Linked DNA regions of Homo sapiens: all the other regions are linked to region 3. The links are chromatin loops, found by intact Hi-C in ENCODE. Cell type or tissue: OCI-LY7. All regions are shown on one strand.

Evidence for each region. A loop is a pair of places that touch in the nucleus more often than their neighbours do. Peaks named below come from ENCODE experiments on the same cell type or tissue, not always from the same donor. Only the 100,000 strongest peaks of a DNase experiment are listed, where the experiment ranks them.
Region 1: it touches region 3 in a loop (5-fold over the local background); 87 of 110 quality-filtered maps call a loop at or near these places.
Region 2: it touches region 3 in a loop (8-fold over the local background); 86 of 110 quality-filtered maps call a loop at or near these places.

The regions. Positions count from the first base shown.
Region 1 is chr17:38,481,091-38,489,090 of GRCh38, reverse strand. It overlaps ARHGAP23 (Rho GTPase activating protein 23), which reads right to left. Exons shown (of 24, transcript NM_001199417.2): 15 at 6,948-7,069; 16 at 6,413-6,568; 17 at 2,951-3,029. Among named protein-coding and RNA genes, the nearest start is that of ARHGAP23, 57 kb to the right of the region's middle. RefSeq lists an enhancer at 4,080-4,601. In OCI-LY7, CTCF peaks have their summits at 3,823 and 4,024 (motif pointing right); DNase peaks (open chromatin) are centred at 3,360 and 4,050; H3K4me3 peaks cover 510 bases; H3K27ac peaks cover 1,124 bases.
Region 2 is chr17:38,329,672-38,337,671 of GRCh38, reverse strand. GPR179 (G protein-coupled receptor 179) reads left to right here. Exons shown (of 11, transcript NM_001004334.4): 3 at 1-39; 4 at 459-694; 5 at 1,528-1,596; 6 at 1,972-2,081; 7 at 2,401-2,639; 8 at 2,830-2,968; 9 at 3,634-3,739; 10 at 4,275-4,421; 11 at 6,141-8,000. Among named protein-coding and RNA genes, the nearest start is that of GPR179, 10 kb to the left of the region's middle. RefSeq lists an enhancer at 4,417-4,917. In OCI-LY7, CTCF peaks have their summits at 3,617 and 3,819 (motif pointing left); a DNase peak (open chromatin) is centred at 3,831.
Region 3 is chr17:38,411,888-38,419,887 of GRCh38, reverse strand. It overlaps a transcript of ARHGAP23 not described here. Among named protein-coding and RNA genes, the nearest start is that of ARHGAP23, 13 kb to the left of the region's middle. RefSeq lists enhancers at 1-355, 859-1,408, 1,409-1,958, 3,247-4,181, 4,008-4,302 and 2 more. In OCI-LY7, CTCF peaks have their summits at 3,894 and 4,969 (motif pointing right); DNase peaks (open chromatin) are centred at 3,897, 4,167, 4,437, 4,977 and 4 weaker places; H3K4me3 peaks cover 2,545 bases; H3K27ac peaks cover 3,361 bases.

The sequences.
Region 1 (8,000 bases), 69 kb before region 3:
CAGCCTGGCCAATGTGGCAAAACCTCATCTTTACTAAAAATATAAAAATTAACTGGGCATGGTGGTAGGCGCCTGTAATCCCAGCTACTTGGGAGGCTGAGACAGGAGAATGGCTTGAACCCGGGAGGCGGAGGTTGCAGTGAGCCGAGATCGTAACACTGCACTCCAGCCTGGATGACAGGGTGAGACTCAGTCTCAAGAAAATAAATAAAATTAAATAAAAATAAAATTAAAAATTGTTAGGCAGGGCGCGGTGGCTCACGCCTGTAATCCCAGCACTTTGGGAGGCCAAGGAGGGTGAATCACCTGAGGTCAGGAGTTCAAGACCAGCCTGGCCAACGTGGTGAAACCCCGTCTCTACCAAAAATACAAAAATTAGCTGGGCATGATGGTGGGCACCTGTAATCCCAGCTGTTCGGGAGACTGAGGCAGGAGAATCGCTTGAACCCAGGAGGCAGAGGTTGCAGTGAGCCAAGATCACACCATTGCACTCCAGCTTGGGCGACAAGAGTGAAACTCTGTCTCAAAAAACAAAACAAAACAACAACAACAAAAAATTTGTTTTCAGTTTCTATACTGCAAAGTGAAAGGCAAATGGCAGGCCAAAGCAAATATTTGCAAAAACTAACAAAGGGTTAATAGCTGTAAAACACAAAGAGCTTTTCTCCCGCAAATCAACATAAGAAAAAGATAAACAACGCAACAGAAAAATGGGCACATGGTCTGATCGAGCAATTACAGAGAAAATAGAAACAGCCAATATGCTAATGAAAAAAGATTTAATCTCCCTAGTAATGAGGGCAATGAAAATAAAAACAATAATGAGATACCATTTCCCTTATCTGATTAGCAAAAGTTTAAAATGTTAATAATATTTAATGCTGTCTGGGTGAGGTGGCTCAAGCCTAAAATCCCAGCACTTTGAAAGGCCGAGGCGCGATGATCACTTTAGACCAGGAGTTGAAGACCAGTCTGAGCAATGTAGTGAGACCCTGCCTCTACCAAAAAAAATTTTTTTTTAATTAGCTGGGTGTGGTGGCACAAACCTGTAGTCCCAACTACTCAGGAGGCTGAGATGGGAGGATCACTTGAGCCCAGGAGGTTGAGGCTGCAGTGAGCCATGATTGCGCCACTGCATTCCAGTCTGGGCAACAGAGCAAGATTCTGTGTCAAATAATAGTATTTTTATTTTTATTTTATTGTATTATTTATTTATTTATTTATTTTGAGATGGAGTCTTGCTCTGTCACCCAGGCTGAAGTGCAGTGGTGCGATCTTGGCTCACTGCAACCTCTGCCTCCTGGGATCAAGCAATTCTCCTGTCTCGGCCTCCCTAGCAGCTGGGACTACAGGCACCCGCCACCACATCCAGCTAATTTTTGTATTTTTAGTAGAGACGGGGTTTCACCACAGTCAGGCTGGTCTTGAACTCCTGACCTCAGGTGATCCACCCGCCTCAGCCTTCCAAAGTGCTGGGATCACAGGCATAAGCCACCATGCCTGGCCTTCAAGTAACAATAATAGTTATAATATCCAATGCTGTTGGGGATGTGGAGAGACAGACTCCTACATTTTAGTGGGAGTCTAAACCAGGGCCTCTTTCTCAGAGTGCAATTGACACTGGTCTCAGAAAGGTTCACCGGGACTTTGACCCAGCAATTCTACATCTAAGAATCTCCTTAGAGAGCACAGATCCAGGCGTGCAAGGACTTATTCAAGGAAAGCCATTGCAACAGGTTGTGTAATAGCAAACATTTGAAGACAACCTAAATATCCATCAATAGAGGAGTACTTAAAGAAATTGTAGTCTATTCAAACCATGAAATTCTATGTGGCTGATTTAAAAGAAGAATGAGGTAGAGCTCTCTGCACTGACACGAATGAATCTCAGAATTACAACTCTGCTTTTGTTAAAAACAACTCAACCAGCGGTGTGCTGGAGCCCGCTCACACCAGCTCCTGAGAGCGACTGTGTGCCTCTCTTCCCAATTCCATGTTGGTGACATCATGTTGGTGGCTTGAAATAAACCATGGTAGGAGTATTTACGCCATGGAAGCTGGAAAACGCTAGGCATTAGGGCTTTTTTCCCCCAGAGACAGATGTTAAACATCTGCCAGCACACCCCTGAACCCACCCAAATCCAAACCCCACGCAGGCACGTGTGTATCTCTGCCATGCATATAAGAGGGCCAGGAGAGAAACACAACAGATTGTGAATAAGCAGTTCAGCAAACGGCCAAAGCCCGTCGGTGCCCGACGCCTGGGGTGGAATCCTGGCTCTGCCATTTACAACCTGTGCGACCTTGGGCAAGGCATTAAACTTCTCTGAGCCTTGGTTTCCTAATCTGTAGAGGGAAGACAATAGCACCTTCCTCATGGAGTTGCTGTAGGGAGTTGTGCTTGGCACACTCTAATGCTCAGAAAGTGTTAGCCACAACCTCCCGTGAAAGGGAGCAGGACATTCACAGGGTCCTGTGCTGTTTTCTTCATTCACATCTGTACAATCTATGTTTTTTAAATAAGCTTTTGTGTTAAAAAAAAAAAAAAAAAAAAGCCAGCGTGGTGGCTCATGCCTGTAATCCCAGCATTTTGTGAGGCTGGGGCAGGCAGGAGGATTGATTGAGCCCAGGAGTGCAACACCAGTCTGAGCAACATAGTGAGAAACTCCCCCCATCTCTGAAAAAAAACTTTTAAATTAGCTGGGTGTGGTGGTGTTCACCTGCTGTCTCAGCTACTCAGGAGGCTGAGGTGGGAGGATCGCTTGAGCCCAGTAGCTTGAGGCTGCAATGAGCCGTGATTGCGCCACTGCACTCCAGCCTGGGCAACAGAGCAAGACTGTCTCAAAAAAAAAAAAAAAGAGTAAAACCAACAAACCAAATGCAAAAGTAGTGGTCAGGGTGAGGCACGGACTGGTGTCCCCTCCCCGCCCCACTTCCACCTCCTACTCACCATCAGTGAAAAGAGGCTCGGGCAGCTTTCGGAAGAAGGACTTGAGCAGGCTGCTGATCACATTGAGGTCTTGCCAGCGCTGGGGGAGGGGTCAGATGTCAGGCACAGGCAGGCCCAGCCCGATGCCCATGCCTCCACGATCATTCACCCCAGAGCCCAATCAAGCCCACCAGGCCCTCCCTGGGACCTACTTAGACCAAGCTCTCTACTCATCAGGATGGTGGCAGCAGAACTGAGTCCCCAGAGAGGTCCTGTGCCCACACTCACACTTGGCCCCAGCCCCTCCCTGCTCCTGCCAGTGCGTGGGCTCCAACACCTCCCCATGCACAGAAAGTCCCAGGCACTGTGGGGAGACAGTGAGTGGCAGCTGCTGCCTCCACTGGGCACAGTTTAAGCATCCGTGACACAGCAGTCATTCGTGCCGGCTCCTTCCTGTCTCAGGTCCTCTGCATGTGCTGGTTTCCTCAACCAGAACTTTCCTCCCCGCCTCCACACAACTGGCTCCTCATCCCCGCCTAAAAGTCGCTCTTCAAAGAGGCCTTCTCTGACCCTCATAGCTAAAGCAGCCACCTTCACCACTGCCCTGTCACCTGCACCCCAGCCCTGACTTTGTTTCCTTCCTGGCGCTTAACCCAATTTGTCATTATTTTCTGCTTTTGTTTCCGTGTTCATGCCTGTCTCCCTGCAGGACTGTAAGCTCCAGGAGGAGACAGGATCCCGTCTGTCTCATTTCCCACTGTGCTCCTATCACCTAGCAAGGACAGTTAACCTGGTACTTACATGGCCCTAAATCAGTAGTTCTAACAGAAGGAGGCAATTTTGTCCCCCAAACTCCCACTCCACCCACAGAGGACATTTGACAATGTCTGGAGCCATTTTGATTTTCCCAACTGGGAGGTGCCACTTGCATCTAGTGGATCGAGGCCAGGGATGATGTCAAATTCCCTCCAGTGCACAGGACAACCCCACACAACAAATAATTGTTCTTCCCAAAATGTCCACTGAGATTGAGAAACCCTACTCTAAAATAAATGGTTGTCGAGTACAAGAACTAACGGCCGGGTCGTTGTCCCTTCTGTCCTCCAGGGGGCACCATCACCCCACATTGCAACCAAGTTGGGCACAGCCGCCTCGCTGGGAATGGCTCAGAATAACTCAGGCCCAGAAAGCGACCTAATACCCCCAACAAAGAGACACAGTACAGCAGTACACACACTCATTACAATGGATCCACAGCTTAATGCCAGACAATCCCATAAACAATACACTCCCCACAGGCTCACCAGGGGTTAGATTCATCCCCCACTACACTTACTCCCAGCACGACCCACAACAAATGACACAATGATATCCAAGACAAAACAACACACCCAATATACCTCGTATGCCCCCAGCTGGCCCTGGCTTGGACCAGCTGCCTGCCAGCATGGCCCCCTCATCTCACACACACCCAGTGCGGCTCCTGCCCACCCGACTCCGTTACCTCCTGGCCCTCAGGTGTGAGCTCCTCTCATCTCCCAGCTGCCAAACCCAATGCCCTGGCCAGTGCTTCCTGGTTCCTCCAGAGTGAAGTGTCTGCCCTCACCCCAGCCTCACTGGCGGCCCTCTCCTTCTGTCCCACTCAGAGCGTGGCCCCTGCTGTTCTGCGGCCCACCCTTGGTCATCCCATGCCTCAGCTGCAGCAGGACCCATGCCACTCTCTAGTCCAGGCTCAATATAGCGCCTGTTTATGCCCTCACCCCATGCAAGGGACTTTCCACACCCCAAATCCAATGGAGCCACTCCCTGAGACGGCCCCTCCCTTCCGCCTCTCCTCACGCTGCCCCACTCCCTGGTTTCTGCCAAGGGAAGATACCACCAGCCCCAGCTCAAACATGCGGCTCTTCCTCGCCCCTCCTTCCTCCCTCTCATGCAGACAACTCTTAGGGTTGCTCCCATCCTCCCCCTTCCCCTGAGACCACCAAGTCCTCCCGACACTTAGCGCTTCCATAGATCAGTGACTTCTCCCCAGACCCCTGCCCTCCGCATTCGTATCCAATGGACATGAGCAGGAGCATTACTGTTTCTTGAACTTTGTTCTCACGATGCCTCCCCAGCTTAAGAACCATCAGAAGCTCCCTACTGTCCATCAGATCAAGGTCGAAGTCTTCAGTGAAGCCATCAAATGCCTTCTCTGTCCCCCTGGGGCCTCACCCTCCCCACCTCCAAGCCCAGGAGGTAGATCCACTCTCTGTCCTAACCCTCAAGCCCTCCCCGGCCCTTGCTGGGGTTTTGGAAAATGCCATCGTCTCACACCCCGAAAGGCTTCCCGTCCACCTGCCCCCTCCTATTCATTCCTCCAATACTCAAACCCTCCAGCCACCACCTGCTCCAGCCTGAGCACCCTCTCCTTCCTCATCACAGTGTGGTCCCTGATGAGAGATCATCTTTTTCTCTTGTCCACAATTTCACACACACTTGTCTCAGCTCCTCATTCTCCAAGGACAGGAAGACTTGTGTATTCCATGAGCCTTCACGTGTGTGATTCGTGGGACATCACTGCCCACGTTCACGGTTTTCCAAAATATCTTTTTTATCAGAGCCCCTTTGGGCAAATAAAATTGTACATGAAAACCCAGTACAACAGACAGGGCAAAGCAGGGTTGCTCTAGCAAGGACAGGGGGTCCTGACCTGCCCCTGGCCTCCCAAGGCCCCTCTGGGGAACCCTAGGACTCTGGGGAACACCCTTTGAGAATCGCCGGCCTTGCTGGAAACACTTAAGTGTGATTGCAGATCCCTTCACAGGCTGGTCTCATCTCGCCTGATCAGCCACTTCTCTTTCCATGTTGCAGCCACCCAAATTGCTGGCCATTCTAGAAAACATCATATATTCCCCTTTTTCTAAGCCGGCGGTTTGTAAACCATGGTCTGTAGGCAATATCTAGCCACAGCCTGCTTTTGGATGGCCCTTGAGCTAAGTATGGTTTTTACGTTGTTAAAGGATTAGGAAGAGAAGGAGGAGGAAGAGAAGGGGGGAACGCAACAGAGCAAACTACAGCAGAAAATATTTACCCTCTGCCTTCTACAGAGAAAGCTGGTTGACTCCTGGCACACTTTCCGCGTCTACACCATTGAGCAGGCCATTCTGCTGCCTGGAATGCCCTCACCTGGCTTTCACCGGCCTTTGGTGAACTCTACTCATCCTAAACACTCGGACAAAACTGCCATCTGTGAGCCTCTGCCTCAGAGCTCCCCAGGCCATGACTGCATTTACTTGGTCAGCTTCAGCCTGGGGTGATGCCCATCCCCGGGCTGGCCAGCGGGGGCAGGTCCCATCTTGCCCATCTTGGTGTTCTGGACCAATGCCGGGCATGTCATAGGGCACAATGCATGCAACACAATAGACCACAGAACTCTCCAAGCGGAGCACCACCCACACACCATCTCAGCCCCTCTTCCACAGACCCCCCAGCTTCACCCACCTCATCCTGCAGGTTGATGTCACCAGGCCCGCGGTTGAGCTGCTCCTGTAGGCTGGACACCACTGCATTGTTGCCGGGCACTCGGTAAATGCCTGTGGACTCCAGCCCTCGTGCCTCCACAATGCGACAGCATGCAGCCACGATTAAGGGGACGCGCTGGGGACACATGGGAGGGGTGTTAGGGGGGACAGGGGCCAGAGGAGCTGGGGAGGCCAAGAAGGGGACAATGCAAGGCCCAGAGCTGCTGCCAGGAACCCTTGGGGGGAACAAAAGGCCCTTGCTGCCTCCAGTCTGGGAGCTAAAAATGACACCAAAGCCTCGCCATGGTCTGAGAAGGAGCCGGGCTCAGCCTCAGCCCTGCTGCTCCCTCCCTGGGAGGCCCGGGGCAGGCGGGGGCCTTCCCCTCTCTGGGCTGTTTTCCCAGCTGTGTTTGTACAATGAGGTGGAGAGCTGGTTCCATGTCCCTTGCTGCTCTGACCCTCTGTGCCTCGGTCTCCCCCTGCTGGGCCTGCTCTGGCGTGTGGCAGAGACTCACCTGGTTCTCCGTGGCTGGCTGGCACTCCTCCAGCCTGACCCCAAACGCCCTCGGAGCGGCCTTCTTATTTTTCTTGATGATGTTGATGCCCCAGGGGGTTTTGGGGGCTGCAGCACTGTCATCTGAAGTGGGGGAGACAGAGCCAGAGTGAGCTGGGGTATCCAGGAGGGTCACACACATTCACTGCCACATTCACACATTTGGACGTATGGGGATTCCATCAGAGAAGAAACCAGATGCCCAGGGCTGATGGGACATTGTATGGCAAGAGAGAAGGCCTGAAGGGGAGGATGCTTACCCCAAAGGAGAGGCCCAGAGCAATGCAAGGACTTCCGTGTGGCTCGTGGGCCAAAACTACAAGGCGGAAGCCATAGAACTTTGTTTCTTTAGAGATAGAGTCTCTGTCGCTCAGGCTGTAGTGCAGTGGTATGATCATAGCTCAATGCAGCCTCAAATTCCTGGGCTCAAGCAATCTTCCCTCCCCAGCCTCCCGAGTGGCTGGGACTATAAGCTCATACCACCACACCTGGCTAATTAAAAAAAATTTTTTTTGCCAAGCACAGTGGCTTATGCTTGTAATCCCAGCACTTTGGGAAGCTGAGGCCGGCAGGACCACATGAGGCCAGGAGTTCGAGACCAGCTGGCCAACATGGCAAAACCCTGTCTCTACTAAACATACAAAAATTAGCCGGGCGTGGGCCGGGCGCGGTGGCTTACGCCTGTAATCCCAGCACTATGGGAGGCCGAGGCGGGCGGATCACGAGGTCAGGAGATCGAGACCATCCTGGCTAACACGGTGAAACCCTGTCTCTGCTAAAAATACAAAAAAATTAGCCAGGCGTGGTGGTGGGCGCCTGTAGTCCCAGCTACTCGGGAGGCTGAGGCAGGAGAATGGCGTGAACCCAGGAGGCGGAGCTTGCAGTGAGCCGACATCACACCACTGCACTCCAGCCTGGGCAACAGAGCGAGACTCCGTCTCAAAAAAAAATAAAAAAAAAAAATTAGCCGGGCGTGGTGGCACATGCCTGTAATCCCAGTTACTAGCGGGGCTGA
Region 2 (8,000 bases), 82 kb after region 3:
GCTGCCGACCTGGATTCTACGGGGCAAGCCCCTCTGGGGGTATGTAAGTGTGGTGGGGGCCAGGCATGTGTTTTACATGAGAGGATGGTTGGGAGGGTACATCTGGGGAAGAAAGCCAGATTGGGGTGAGACACTGGGAGGGAACTTGTGGGGCAAGGGCAGAAGGTTGAGAGAGGCAGGAGAGGCAAGCAGGTTGCAGTGTGGGGGTGTCTACACCTTCTGAGTATGAGCCTGTAACATGCAAATATGATGCAAGTTGGCCTCTCAAGGAGCCCTAGCCTGGTGTCACCTCTTCCTGGTACTTTGCCCTCCCAAGGAAGCACCCATTCCCACTTGTCCCTGGAGCCCCAGATCACAGGAGAACAGGGAGAGGGCTGTGGTGACTATCAGGGAAAAGGCTGGGATGTCAGGATGCTCTAGCTGGGCCCCTCTCCCTGCACTCATCTTGTTCTTTATAGGGTTAGAGGAGAGTGACTTCCAGACTACCGGGCAATTCGGGTTCCCAGAAGGCAGATCTGGGAGACTGCTGCAGTGTCTGCCATGTCCTGAGGGCTGCACCAGCTGCATGGATGCCACACCGTGCCTGGTGGAAGAGGCCGCGGTGCTGCGGGCCGCTGTGCTGGCCTGCCAGGCCTGCTGCATGCTGGCCATCTTCCTGAGCATGCTGGTCTCCTACCGCTGCCGCCGGAACAAGGCAAGGAAGGCCCCACACCTCCTACACACATGTCCGACCCATCTCAACTGGAGGCCTGAGACTACCTAAGACCAGAATTTAGGAGAAATTGGTTCTAATCTTGATTCTAAATCTAACTCACTGTGTAGCATGATGCAAGTGATTTCTCCGCCTTGGACCTGCTTCCTCATCTGTAAAATAAGGGCATTGAACTTGATTCAATAAATGCTAGTTGAGTATCTACTCTAAGCAAAACACTGCCTAGGCTCAAATGGAAGTGATCTGGGCCTGCATGGAGTTCCCAGTTTAATGGAGGAAGCAGACATGTAAATAAAATGACAGCACAGTGAGATGGGGGCAAGGATGGAGGTGTCTGTCAGCTGCTGTGGGAGCTTACAGAAAGTCATCCTGCCTGAGATGGCATGGGAAAGACTTTCTGGATGTGACATGAGCCAGGCTTGAAGGTTAACTGGATACTTACTGGGCCAAGAAGGGGTACCCTATTCTAGACAAGGGAGCAGCCTGACCCAACGCTTGAGGAATGCATGAGATCCCTTCCAGCTCCAGCAGCCTCTGATTTGAGCCTAGGTCTGCAGCAAGGCCCTGAGCAAGACTGGGAGGAACACAGGGATGTGTGTGTGGGAATGATGTAAAACCTTGGCCTTAGCCATGTTTAGTGCCAGTGGAGTTGAGCCTGGGGTAACAAGGGACGTGGATGTGGGCAGAGAGGGCAGAGCCAGTGTTACAGGGTGAAGCCTTAGCTCAGGGTCACTGAGTGACCGTTCACATAGGCCTGAGAGCCTCTAGAACCATCGTCCAGACTCTGCTCACATGCCTCTCTCCTTGCTTCACAGAGGATCTGGGCATCTGGAGTGGTCCTGCTGGAAACTGTCCTTTTTGGATTCCTGCTGCTTTACTTTCCTGTGAGTCTGTGGCCACAGGCTGGCCCCACCTTCCAGCATCCCCCATAGCCAAAACCTGGCACCCTCCAAGCCCCAGAACCCTTCTCTGCCCTCTGGAAGGGATTCAGAGACCACAGATTTCCCCTACTCTTACCCACAAATGGCAAGCTGGTCTATGAGCTCTGGAGCCTCAGGCTTATTAGGAGCTCTGTGACTTGCAGTGTGATTTAGGGCAAGTTACCTAACTTCTTTGACACTTCAGCTGCTCCTCTGCAGAATGAAGGTGGTGATGGCTCTATTGCAGGGCTGTTGGGAGGATCCACAGTGTGCTTAGCATAGGCCTGGCCCACAGCAGAAGCATAGTAGAGAGCAGAGATTTTTGCCCCTTCCCACCAGGTCTTCATCCTATACTTCAAGCCCAGTGTATTCCGCTGCATCGCTCTTCGCTGGGTGCGGCTGCTGGGTTTTGCCATCGTCTACGGCACCATCATACTCAAGCTTTACAGGTACGGCCTGGGGCAGACTTTGCTCTCATGCTGCTCATCCCAGACCACCCCAGCTCACTCATGGAATGGTGTTTTTCAAAGCCAGACCCTTGCCAGCCCCACTCCCCTCTACCCCCAAGGCCAACCCCCATCACCATAGCCTTGTCTTCCATGTTACTTTGTGGGGGGGTAGCAAAAGGCAGCAAATCACAAAAAGGATGGAAGGACAAGTACCTGTGTGGAGGAGAGGGCAGCAATGGACAGAGACCAGGGCGCTGGCACCCTCTTCGTGATCCACCCAGGTCCCTGCCATCCACCCTGTGTATTCTAACCCTCGCAGAGTGCTGCAGCTGTTTCTGTCTCGAACGGCCCAGCGGAGTGCCCTTCTGAGCAGCGGGCGGCTGCTGCGGCACCTGGGGCTGCTCCTGCTACCTGTGCTGGGCTTCCTGGCTGTGTGGACCGTGGGCGCCCTGGAGCGAGGCATCCAGCACGCACCTCTGGTGATCCGAGGCCACACTCCCAGTGGCCGCCATTTCTACCTCTGTCACCACGACCGCTGGGACTACATCATGGTTGTGGGTGAGCTGCTTCTGCTGAGCCCAGCCTTACGCTGGTCCCTGCCTCTGTGCCTCCAGGGTTCCTCTTGTTCTGGTTCTCCTGACTTGTCCCCAGACCCCGAGCCCAGGCTCCCCCCAGCACATCTTTCAGAGAAAGGGGTGGGACAGCTGCTGAGGTGGTGCCGGCTCTCTCCCTCCCTGTCTCCCCACAGCTGAGCTGCTGCTGCTGTGCTGGGGCAGCTTCCTCTGCTACGCCACACGGGCTGTGCTCTCGGCCTTCCATGAGCCACGCTACATGGGCATCGCCCTGCACAATGAGCTACTGCTTTCCGCTGCCTTCCACACAGCCAGGTGAGGACGGACTCACCTCCCCACACCCCCTTCCACTCTAACAGTACTCCTCACCTCTCCCAGGTGAGGTGCCCCCATCCCATGCCATCCTGGCAACACTGCTACGCCTCAGCACGTTGACGAAGGCCCCCACTTCTGGCTCTCTCCCTACCCCCCAGATGCCCCTTCTGTACTCCATGCCTGGCCCAGGTGAGGAGGCCCCCAACACAGAAGAGGAGGAAGAGGACCTTCCTCCTAACTCCTCACCCCTCCCAAAGCACCTCTCCAGCACCCCAACATACCCCTTTCCACACATGCTCAGTCCTCCCTGCCTTCTCCCCTCACTCCTCAGCCATAAGAGCAGCAGGCTGCTGTTTGTCCATAACGACCAGACCCTGTGGTGGAGGCAGAGTTAACCCACAGAGTGGGCCTAAGAGTCTGGAGCACAGGTCTGTGCTATACACAGCCAAAGAAAGTGAGCTGGAGTATTCTGGGAGGGCGTCTTGGAGGTTGGGATTAACAGGATTGAAGTGGGACCTAAATCCTGGAGAGGGCAGGAGAGGGCAGAATGCCCCCTCGTCCTAAGCGTATCAGGGTTGGGGCTGAGGTGAAACGCCAGTGAGAAGGCAAAGCAGAAGAGGCAACTCCTGCCTGCAGTAATGACCTGCGCCCCTATCCCGCCCCAGGTTTGTGCTGGTTCCCTCTCTGCACCCGGACTGGACCCTCCTCCTCTTCTTCTTCCACACCCACAGCACAGTCACCACCACGCTGGCTCTGATCTTCATCCCTAAGGTGAGGCCCTCCCCTCCTGCCTGTGAGGTGGACCCCAGCCCCTCTGTCAGGGCCACTGTGGAGCGGTTGTCCCGCAGCGCCCTCTGCAGGCCAGGGTGAGGACGACAGAAGGTGCTGGGTGAGTGAGCACAGTGCCAGGGGCCCTAAGCTAGGAGCTGACTTGAGTGGGGACACTCTCTGCTTCCAGTTCCTGGGCAAGGGAAAGAAAACCCAGGGCTGGAGGGGCTCCCTCCTGCAGCTGGAAGGTTGGCACACTCTGAAAATCTACTCAGAAGCAGGTATACAGGGAGAGGTGGGAGAGCTGAAGGACCCGGCTAGGAATTGCAGGGTCAGGGGCTTAGAACCACCCTGCTGTCTGAGCTAGAGAAGGTCAGGGAGGATGAGGGGAGTAAAACTCTAAAGATCCCCAGAATTCCAAGTCAGAGAAGGGGGTGAAGCGTCACAAAGTAAGGACGCATTCCACAGGGCAGGTGAGTGCAGGAGTGGACAAGGAGCCAGGGCGAGTCTTTTTCCCACTCTTATGCACCCCTGCCAGTTCTGGAAGCTGGGGGCTCCTCCCCGGGAGGAGATGGTGGATGAGGTGTGTGAGGACGAGCTGGACCTGCAGCACTCAGGCTCCTACCTTGGCAGCAGCATCGCCTCAGCCTGGAGTGAGCACAGCCTGGACCCTGGAGACATTCGGGTATGTGCCACCCTCCCTGCCTCCTTTCAATGCTAGCTTTTAGGAACTGGGCAGAGGGAGGACTGGGCCCTGCCACCTGGGCTATGTGCCACTGCAAGTCCTCTTCCCTCCAAGACCTGCCCTCTCCCTTCTCCACTGGCCTAAACTGATTCCCCTGACTCTATTCAAAGGAGGCCACACACACCCAAGTGGGAAGACCCCAAAGCCCCAGAACCAGATCCCGGAGGCTCAGGCCATGTGGCAAGCTAGAGGCAGGGCCGAGAGTGGAGCCCTACTCCTTCGCATCCTCCACTCTCACTCAGCAGGGGCATCAGGTCGGGGGCAGTCTAAGAAACCCCTCAGCTGGCTGGGCACAGTGGTTCATGCCTGTAATCCCAGCATTTTGGGAGGCCAAGGCAGGCGGATCACTTGAGGCCAGGAGTTTGACCAGCCTGGCCAAATGGCGAAATCTCGTCTCTACTAGAAATACAAAAATTAGCCAGGCATGGTGGTACATGTCTGTGGTCCCAGCTACTCAGGAGGCTGAGGTGGGAGGAGGATCACTGGAGCCTGGTAAGTTGAGGTTGCAGTGAGCTGAGATCGCACCACTGCACTCCAGCCTGGGTGAAAGAGTAAGATTCTGACACACACACACAAAAAAGCCTCAGCCCCCAGCAAAGCAGGATGGTTGGTGCCTAGGGCACCTAGGGCCAGCCTAGGGCCAGCTGTGGGGCTGGGTAGTTCAGGCAGTGAGTAGCCACCAGGATCCCCTTTCCCTGGACCTGGCAGGTCTTAGAGGAAGTTCTTCCTGGGTCTACACTGGAAAAGCATGCTTATTCTCATTTCTGTGCTCAAGGGGATCATTATAGTCACCAGAACCCTAACAAGAGGCTCAGTGGGTAAGATACAAGGAGAGCTGATAATCTAAGCCCATTGTTTTATACAATCCAGAGTCTAGGAACCATCATGGGAAGCCATTCTGTCCACCCCCTCCACCTCTACTGGGGCCGTCTTCACACCTGACTTGTTTACAGGCCCACAAAGCAGAGTCCTCTGCATCTCCTGAGTCCTTCCTTGTTCCAGTGCCTCTGCCCGTTTCCCCCTTGTGTCCTCACCCTCTGAGCTCTGCCTGCCCTGCCTCCTGAGACCCCAATCCAGCTGAAGGGCCAGGGAGTATGGAGGGGCAGCTCCACCCCTGACCCTCCACTTTCTGGAACACAAGCCAATCTGCGGCCCCTATGCTGGATCTGGGGAGAAACCCAGAACAGAAGACTTCTAAAGCCCCGTTCCATCATTTACACCTGAACACTGCATATTTCAAACCCACTAGTCTCATCAATCTCATATAATGCTCTTAAGGAAGTTAACACTGGTCACCCAGGTAACATTGCTTTACAGAAGATCCAGAGGCTCAGAGGGAGGGGTCATGAAAACAGCCTCCAGGGACACAGCATATTGAGTGTCCCCAAGCTACTAACTTCCCACTAGACCACAATGCCCCAGAGAAGGGGGTACACATGAGTCCTCCGAGCTGACTGGATCTGGCTGGGACTCAGGTTGGCAACTGGTCTCACAGGAACAAAGAGGTGAATTACGAGAGTTTTAGAAGCAGGGAAGAGATACAGCTTGATGGAAAGAGATCCCTAAGGGAAAAAGGTCTAGGCAAGGGTGGAGGAACAGACAGCCAGGGGATGGAGAGAGCTCACCTGCAGCCCTGCTTTCCTCCCTGCTGCCCCACAGGACGAGCTGAAGAAGCTCTATGCCCAGCTAGAGGTCCACAAAACCAAGGAAATGGCCGCAAACAACCCCCACCTGCCCAAGAAGCGAGGCAGCTCATGCCAGGGACTGGGCCGCTCCTTCATGAGGTACCTGGCGGAATTCCCCGAGGCCCTGGCCAGGCAGCACTCCCGGGACTCAGGATCCCCAGGCCACGGCAGCCTGCCCGGCTCCTCCCGCCGCCGGCTCCTCAGCTCCAGCCTCCAGGAACCCGAGGGGACACCAGCTCTGCACAAGTCCCGCAGCACCTATGACCAGCGCAGGGAGCAGGACCCGCCTCTTCTTGACTCACTGCTGAGGAGGAAGCTGGCCAAGAAGGCCTCTCGAACAGAGAGCCGGGAGTCGGTGGAGGGGCCCCCTGCCCTGGGCTTCAGGTCAGCCAGCGCCCACAACCTGACGGTGGGAGAGAGGCTACCCAGAGCCCGGCCCGCCTCTCTGCAGAAGTCGCTCAGTGTGGCCAGCTCCAGGGAAAAGGCCTTGCTCATGGCCAGCCAGGCCTACCTGGAGGAGACCTACCGGCAAGCAAAGGAGCGGGAGGAGCGGAAGAAGGCCAAGGCAGCCATGGCCAGCCTGGTGCGGAGGCCATCAGCCAGGAGGCTGGAGCGGCCTCGAGGGGCCCCCCTGTCAGCTCCACCTTCCCCTGCCAAGAGCAGCAGCGTGGACAGCTCTCACACCTCTGGGAGGCTTCATGAGGAGGCTAGGAGAAGGCTGCCTCATCCACCCATCAGGCACCAGGTTTCTACCCCCATCTTGGCCCTGTCTGGGGGCCTGGGAGAGCCAAGGATGCTATCTCCCACCTCCACCTTGGCTCCAGCTCTGCTGCCAGCTCTAGCTCCAACCCCAGCCCCTGCCCTGGCACCAGTCCCAGTATCCCCACAAAGCCCCAACTTACTCACCTACATCTGCCCCTGGGAGAACGCAGAACTGCCAGCCAAGCAAGAAAATGTGCCCCAGGAAGGCCCCTCAGGGCCAGAGCGAGGCCACCACTCCCCTGCCCCAGCTCGAGCCAGGCTCTGGAGGGCCCTCTCTGTTGCAGTAGAGAAAAGCAGGGCTGGGGAGAATGAGATGGACGCAGAGGATGCACATCACCAGAGGGAAGCTAATGATGTGGACGAAGACAGGCCCAAGATCTTCCCTAAATCCCACAGCCTCAAGGCCCCTGTTCAGCAGGGTTCCATGCGCAGCCTGGGGCTGGCGATTAAAGCTCTGACCCGTTCTCGGAGCACCTACAGAGAGAAGGAGAGTGTGGAGGAGAGTCCCGAGGGGCAGAACAGCGGGACTGCGGGAGAGAGTATGGGGGCACCCTCCCGATCGCCCAGGCTAGGCCGGCCCAAGGCGGTGAGTAAGCAGGCCGCTCTTATCCCCTCCGATGACAAGGAGTCCCTCCAGAACCAACAGAACGCTCACACCAGCAGGATGCTCCAAGTCTGTCAACGGGAGGGCAGCAGGGAACAAGAAGACAGAGGCAGGAGGATGACCCAGGGTCTAGGGGAACGGAAAGCTGAGAGAGCAGGTAAAACAGGGCTTGCCATGCTGAGGCAAGTTTCCAGGGACAAAAACATCAAGCAATCAAAAGAAACCCCTGTCGGGTGGCAGGAACTGCCCAAAGCTGGCCTCCAGTCCCTGGGCAGCGCTGACCACAGGGTGGCAGAGGTATGCCCCTGGGAGGTCACTGAATCAGAAACGCGTCAGCCAGACAGTGGCAACAAGGCCGAAATCTGCCCCTGGGAGACGAGTGAAGGAGCCCCAGAGTCGAGGGCACTAAGACAAGACCCAGGTGACTCCCAAAAAAAGAGAGGGGAGGCCCGGGGAAAATCAGAGCCC
Region 3 (8,000 bases):
GATGTGTAGGGGGAGGGGACCGGCGTATCTTGAGGTCCCACCAGGAGGGACTGGGGGTCAACGAACCAGTAGTCATATGGCACAGAGCCCACCCACTCCTTCATTCTGCAGAGTCTGTAGCCTCCTTGGGCCTGGGTTCAGGGAGCAGGGGCTGTACCCTTACCAAGTGGGGATGGGGGTTTCTCCGTGTGGGTGATCTCTTTCTGGAAAGGGGGTGGGGAGAGAGGTGCCCTCTGCACACGCCTTCCTAGGTGTCAGTGATAAGGGAGTACTCGTGTGTGTGTGTGTGTGTGTGTGTGTGTGTGTGAGCTCTGTGTCACATCAGTCCCATCCCTCCCCCAGAGCCCCCGCTCCGCCCGGAGCTCCAATGCCCCAACCCCTCCCTCGGTGGCGGCCCTCGGCGCTCGGCGCGCCCACCTCGCCGGGTCACAACGCCCGCAGCTCTCTCTCCCCTCTCGGCCGCGCACCCACGCCCGGCGCCCGCTCACCTGCTCCATGCTGGGCCCTGCTATGCCGTCCTCGCCGCGCCGGCCCCGGGGGGCGCAGGGGGAGGCGGCCCCTCCATGCGCCCTGTCCGGGCAGCTGCACCCGGCGACCGCCAAGCGCAAGTAGCGGCTGGTGTCAGCGCTCGAGCCCCCTCCCCGCACCGCCCCGCCCCGCCGGCCCCGCCCCTCCGCCCGCCCCCTCCCCTCCTCACCCCGCCCGGCCCGTGGCAGCACCGCGCACCGGCGAGCACACGCGCTCACAGGCAACCGCACAATCGCACGCACGCACGTGGGGGCACACACACTCGAACACACACACAACGCGCACCCGACCCTCGCACATCCCTGGCTAGCCCGCTCCGGCACCCCCTGTTCTGCCCGTCCTGGGGGCGCTGCTAGGGGAGAGGAGACCCCTGCAAGCGAAGCCGCTTTCCTCATTCCTGAGGCTCATCGGAGTCGGAAGGACCCTACTCTCATGCTACAGGGGCCAGAGAGTGGCTTGCCAGCGGTCTCACCGCACCTTGGCAACAGAGCTGATCCCAGTTGATCCCAGACCAACTGCCTCCCAAGCTGACGACCCGCTGCAGGGGGTGACTGACAGCAGGCCAGAGACACCCAGAGCACTGGGACTCAGGGAGACACTGTGCCACCCCCACCTCGAGATCGCTGTGGGAACAGGGAGCTGTTGCCGACGTCCAGCCTATAGTTGAAGGTGTTCTGAGGCCCTTGGCTGGGTGTGGGAAAAAGAGATGGGGATTCCTGTTGCCCACCCAGTGAGCCATGTTCCTGGCACTTGCCAAGCAGGAGGAGGGGGCTGATCTGTTTATCCACTCCCAGAGAAGGGGGATCTGAACCCCCAGATACTACTGGAGAACATAATGTGTGGGCAGCGGGGCCGCCCACTCTGGTGAAGACCAAGGAGATGGCAAAAAGACACCTTCGCTCTCTGACACCCTCCATCAGGTGTGGCTCCTGACCACCCACTGCCCTCTGTTCTGCATCTGACAGGGCAGGACAAACTGAGAGGGGCATCACATAAATGGTCATGTGAGAGGTGGGCACGCTGCCCTGGGCAGGGGTACGCAATCCCCAGTGGACAAGGGTGGAAATTAACCTGCCCCGAGGTGGGCGGTGGGGTGGAGGCATTGGTTTACAGGCACTGGCTGCCCACACCCCCTGGGCCAATGCCCAGGCTGGCATGAAGGTGGCTTCACCACTTCTCACTGAGCCCTGGCCTCTTTGTTAGGCACCAGAGGATGAGGGAGAGGGGGTGGGAAGCTGAGATGGGGAGAGTTAAGATCCTCAGTGGCTCAGACAAAGGGGGCTTTATAGGCTGGGTGTGGGGGGCATGTTGGGGGCAGGGAGACAGGAATGTGGGCCAGGGAGGCCCTGAGCTCCGGGCAGCCCATTTTGGGGCTGAAGTTGGACTCCCCCAGCCTCCCATGCTGTGGCCCTGCAGGGTATTTGCTGCTTTGCTCCTGGGACTACAGCCAGGAGTACCCGGAGCCCTCATCCTTGGCCTCCCCTGGTGGCAATCTGGTGGGCACTGCCCACGCACTCCCAGTTTTCCCTGACCAGCTGGCTGCCGCCTCTCTTGGCTTCCCCGCCAGTGCCCTCCCAGCGGCCTTGTGGCTCCTGTCTGCTACTCAAGGACCCTGCTGGCTGCCTGGGGAGGGAGGGACAGACTTGGGTGGGGTCACAAGGCTATGAGGTCAATGGGGCCCTTTGTCCCTTCAGACGGAGTCTGTCTTGAGCTAAAGAGACTGGAGACAGAGAAGAGTGTCAGCCAGCAAGCCTGCCCCTCGCCCTGAGCCGCACTCTCCCGGGCTGTGGTGTAGCAGGGCCCTGGCTGTGGAAGCCAGGCTCCATTCTCTCCAGTTGGTTTCCCTCAGGTTCTCTTTCAGTGCTGAGGAAGTGAGAACAAGAAGGTGGTGGCGGCGGTAGCCACCCATGCTGGGCCTTCAAATAGCTGTTGCTTGGCCAGGCCTAGGGTCTGGTGTTGGGCTTTGCAAGATCAGGGACTGTCTGTCCTCAGAGATGCTAATCTGGCTCTCAGGAGTAAACTCCTACTAGCCAAAGTCATGGTGGCTAGATTGCTAAACCCAATGCTATCTTATCAACACACCTTGAACACTGCAGGAAGATTCACAAGCAGAGTTCCTGAATAAGGAAGGGATAGTACCACCCACAGTCTCTGTGCCAGCCTGCAGGGTCCACAAGTGCAGTCCCCCAGTCCTCCCTCCTCCCTGGCAGGCTGGATCCCCCAGTGCTTCTCTTCTTCTACATCCCACAGGGACCAGAACCTTCAGCAACAATGTTGCCTCAGAGGTACAGCAGTGTGGAGAGGGGCAGGGCTCATTTGATATGAGCCCAGGCTGGAGTGCAGTGGTGCAATCACCACTTACTGCTGCCTCCACCTCCCAGGCTCAAATGATCCTCCCACCTCAGCCTGAGCAGCAGGGACTACAAGTGCATGCCACCATGCCTGGCTAATTTTTTATTTTTTTAGAGACGGGGTCTCAGTATGTAGCCCAGGCTTCCATGGATATTTGTTATTTATTCTATCTCTTTGATAAAGTTAAAATAAGATACTTATCTCTTGATGAGTGTCTTGGCCAAAAACAATCTTTTAGGGGTTTAAAAAAAATGTTCCGGGTGGGTCAGCATCGAATTTTCCAACCATCTCTTCCAGAGGCTTCAAGAGGGAGGCAGACCAGGACTCACCTCCCAGACCTGCCATTTAATATTCGCGCAGTCTTGGGCAAGTGTTCTGACCTCTCTGCCCTGCAGCTCCCTTATCTGTAAACCAGACATGCTAACCGCACCACCTCACAGAGCTGTTGAAAGATGACATGAGAATGTGAGTCTAAAATGCTCGGTCTACTGGTGGGCACAGAAGTGATCAATAAAAGTTAAGCACCGGCAGGGTGTGGTGGCTCACGCCTGTAATCCCAGCACTTTGGGAGGCCGAGGCTAGCGGATCACCTGAGGCCAGGAGTTCGAGACTAGCCTGGCCAACAAGGTGAAACCCCGTCTCCACCAAAATTACAAAAAATTAGCTGGGCGTGATGGCACATGCCTATAATCCCAGCTACTAGGGAGGCTGAGGCAGGAGAAATTCTTGAACCTGGGAGGCGGAGGTTGCAGTGAGCCGAGATTGTGCCACTGCAGTCCAGCCTGGGTGACAGAGCGAGACTCCATCTCACAAAAAAAAAAAAAAAAAAAAAAGTTAAGTGCCTTCTACAAAGGGCTGAATTAATTCATTTTATGTTGATTATTATTAGTTTTAGTTCAGCAGGTGACGATTTCTGACCTTGTCCCCAAATTCTAGGAGGCTATACCCTGGCTACAACCGGGTGTTCCCTTTGCGGGTGGCACCTGCTTTCAGCCAGTTGGGGGCTAGAGGTGAAGAATGGCGGTTTCCAGCCTGGTGCTCATCCCTGCCCCCCAGTCTACTTCCTTCCACCTCGGTAGCCTCCAGGGCTCCCTGGGGAACAGGGAGAAGGTAGAAAGGGAGCTAAGAGCCACGGGTAAGGCAGACAACTCCCGGGGTGCCATGGGCCTAGGAAGGGAGGAAGGAGGGGGATTACCCAGGAGGGAGTGGAAGGAGATGAGAGGGAAGGAGGGGGGCGGCGGGTGGCAGGCCCCACTCCTGCACCTGCTGCTCTGAGAACAAAGCCAAGAATGATGCAATCCTGGCCTGGTGCAGCTGAGGCTGCAGGGCCCCGAGAGAGAAGTGGGTGTCAGGGGCGGGGAGGGCAGTGGGCAGCAGGGCAGGACGCCTGACCTTGATTCACAGCCAACGTGTGGCCCCTTCATGAGGACCCTCAGCCTCCTCCTGAAGCCCCTCACCCAGGGCCAGACCCCTCCCCAGTAGTCACAGCCACCTAATAGGCAGGAGTAGGGCATGATGCAACCAGGCCATCACTCCAGGCAGCCTCCTCAGAGGGAGGGGCATGAGGAGAGGCCCCATCCGGCTCTCAGGCCTCGGGCGGCCGGTCTCTGTCCGCACCCTCTCCATACTGGAGACAAAAAGGCAAAGTCCTCCGAGAAGGTGAGATGGGAAGGTTCAGGAGAGCCCTAACCCGGACCCTGCACAAAATAGTGCCTATTTATAGAATTAACTAGAACCCGCAGCAGACACGGACATGGTCCCGGGCCCCAGTCTCTCCCATGAGCAGCCATCAAGCAAGCGGGGGCGGGGTGCATGAACGTGGCATCCACCGTCCCCAGGTGTCCGCCTCGGCCCCCCAACTCTGCCCCGGAGCCAGGAGAACAAAGGCTTCTCGCTCTCCCTCCACCTGGAGGAGGGGGTCGTGTCCCACACACCAGGGCCAGGTGAGGGATGCCTCATGGGCCAGGGTCCCTGAAAGGGCAGGGCGTTTAATGGGCTAACAGAAGAGGACTGGAGACACCGTGTTTAGGAATATTTAAGTGCGGCCTCACCCCACCACCACCGAGGGGACCTGAGGGAACAGCAGGGTGGCTTAGCCCTGAGGAGCCACTAGGTGGCAGGAGAAGCCCAATGACTCACCCAGCTCTGCCCGCGGCCACCAGCAGCCTCCGGGCCCTTCCCCACCTGGAAGCTCCCTCCTCTCTTTTTCCCTACAGCCCGCTCCTCTGCGGCCTCCGGTAAGAGGAGCTTTTCATTCTTCCTCTGCCTTTGGCAAAAAGAATCTCAATCCTAGTTTTCAAAATACTGCTAACAGGGCCGGGCACAGTGGCTCACGCCTGTAATCCCAGCACTTTGGGAGGCCGAGGTGGGAGGATGGCTTGAGCCCAGAAGTTTGAAGTTGTAGTGAGCTACAATAGCGCTGTTGCACTCCAGCCTGGGTGATGGGCGAGACTCTTTCCCTCTCCCAGCAAAAAAAAAAAAAAAAAAAAAAAAAAAGCCCGCTAATAATAATGATCATGGGGCCAGGAACGGTGGCTCACGCCTGTAATCCCAGCACTTTGGAAGGTTGAGGCAGACGGATCACCTGAGGTCAGGAGTTCGAGACCAGCCTGGCCAACATGGTGAAACCTAGTCTCTACGAAAAATACAAAAATTAGCCAGGCGTGGTGGCAGACGCCTATAATCCCAGCTACTCAGGAGACTGAGGCAGGAGAATTGAACCCAGGAGGCAGAGGTTGCAGTGAGCTGAGATCTTGCCACTGCAATCCAGCCGGGGTGACAGAGAGATACCCTGTCTCAAAAATAATAATAATAATAATAATGATCATAATCAGTGCCGAGAGAGAGAGAGAGAGAGATGACACACATTTGAGACAGAGTCTCGCTGTGTTGCCCAGGCTGGAGTGCAATGGCACCATCACCATTCACTGTAGCCTGGACCTTCCAGGCTCAAGCGATCCTCTCACCTCAGCCTCCTGAGTAGCTGAAACTACAGGCGCACGCCACCATGCCCAGCTAATTTTTTACTGTTTATGAAGACAGGGTCTTGCTATGTCGCGCAGGCTTTTGTGGATATTTATTAAGTGCTCAAGATGTACCAGGCATTTTACACACATGTCTCATTTACTCACACATGAGGTAGGAAATAAAACTCAGGAGGAAACAGACCAAAAAAGCATAAAGTGCCCAAGATCACAAAACGAGCAGGCAGTAGAGCCGGGACTCAAACTTGGGTCAGCAAATCCTGGGCCAGGCCCTCCCCAGGAGTCTTAACAGGCAGGCAGGAGCATGGGAGGAAGCGAAGAGCCCGTGGATGCCCCTGAGATGTCTCATCTGCTATCCTCACCACCGCTCTCCCCCACAACCCCTTGAGATTCTAGGAGGGTGTCTTAGTCTTGGGAGTGAGATGTGAAAATGTTGTCTAAGTGATTCAAGCTCACAAAGCCTCTGCCCTGGCTGAGAACCACGGCACCATCCCCGAAGCCTCTCCGCCAGACTCCACAATGCATTCTGCGGTCTCCCCCACCAGCATTTGCTGAAAACAGTTCCCACATAAACTCCCATTCCAATATGGGAGCTCCCCGGTCCAGGCCCAAAGGTGATTCCAGCCTAGAAGACCTTTCCCCACTGCCACCTCCCTCCTGGCCTGGCTCTGCCTCTGACCTGCTCCATGGTTTTTGGCAAACATTCACAGGTATCCCTTCATGTGCTCGGCTGGGGGATGGGGGTCATCCCAGAAGATGAGCAAGACACAGAGCCCGCTCTCCACATGCAGTCGGCGTTTAACATGTCCAGAGCCGTATGGGATCCCAGTCAAAGACATATCTGCCCCGTATCCAGACAGGTTTTTCTTTGTTTTGAGACAGAGTTTTGCTCTGTCACCCAGGCTGGAGTGCAGTAGCTCAATCACAGCTCCCTGCAGCCTTGATCACCTGGGCTCAATCAATCCTCCTGCCTCAGTCTCTTAAATTGGTTGGGACTACAGGCACATGTCACCATGCCCAGCTAATTTTTTATTTTTTTTTCTTAGAGATGGGGTCTTGCCGGCCGGGCGCGGTGGCTCACGCCTGTAATCCCAGCACTTTGGGAGGCCGAGGTGGGTGGATCACGAGGTCAGGAGATCAAGACCATCCTGGCCAACATGGTGAAACCCCGTCTGTACTAAAAAAAAATACAAAAAATTAGCCAGGCGTGGTTGTGGGCATCTGTAGTCCTAGCTACTCGGGAGGCTGAGGCAGGAGAATGGCATGAACCCGGGAGGTGGAGCTTGCAGTGAGCCGACATCACGCCACTGCCCTCCAGCCTGGGTGACAGAGCGAGACTCCATCTCAAAAAAAAAAAAAAAAAAGAGATGGGGTCTTGCCATATTGCCTAGTCTGGTCTTGAGCTTCTGGGCTCAAGCAATGCTCCTGACTCTCTATTTTTTTTTTTTTTTTTGAGACCGAGTCTCCCTCTGTCACCCAGGCTGGAGTGCAGTGGCACGATCTCGGCTCACTGCAACCTCCGCCTCCCAGATTCAAGTGATTCTTCTGCCTCAGCCTCCTGATTAGCTGGGATTACAGGTGCCCACCACCACGCCCAGCTAATTTTTATATTTTTAGTAGAGATGGGGTTTCACCATGTTGGCCAGGCTGGTCTCAAACTCCTGACCTCAGGTGATCCACCTGCCTCTGCCTCCCAAAGAGCTGGGATTACAGGCATGAGCCACCATGCCTTCCCCATACTCCTGACTCTTAAAGTGCCGGGATTATAGGCGTGGGCTACTGCGCCGGACCCATATATCAGGTTTTTCAATACCAGGGCATGGGGAAGAAGAGGCACCAAGAGATGACACCCACTGCATAGTGAAACATCTTGACTTTATCGGTCTCACACACAGGACAGCTGTTGCCAAAGACCTTCCTACCCATTTCCAAACCTTCTCAATGTCCCCCAAGCTCAGCCATTACCATTTCCTCTTACTTTTCTCTCCCAGTATAAATCCAGCTAGCCTCTCCCGTTCTCCCATCATCCCTGGATCTGCAGAATAAGGGCCCAGAAATAAAATCAAGTTTCTCAGCAGTGCAGGGGCCAGGAAGCCAGGCCTTGACACCCACCCCCCACCCTGACCCTGATGAGAT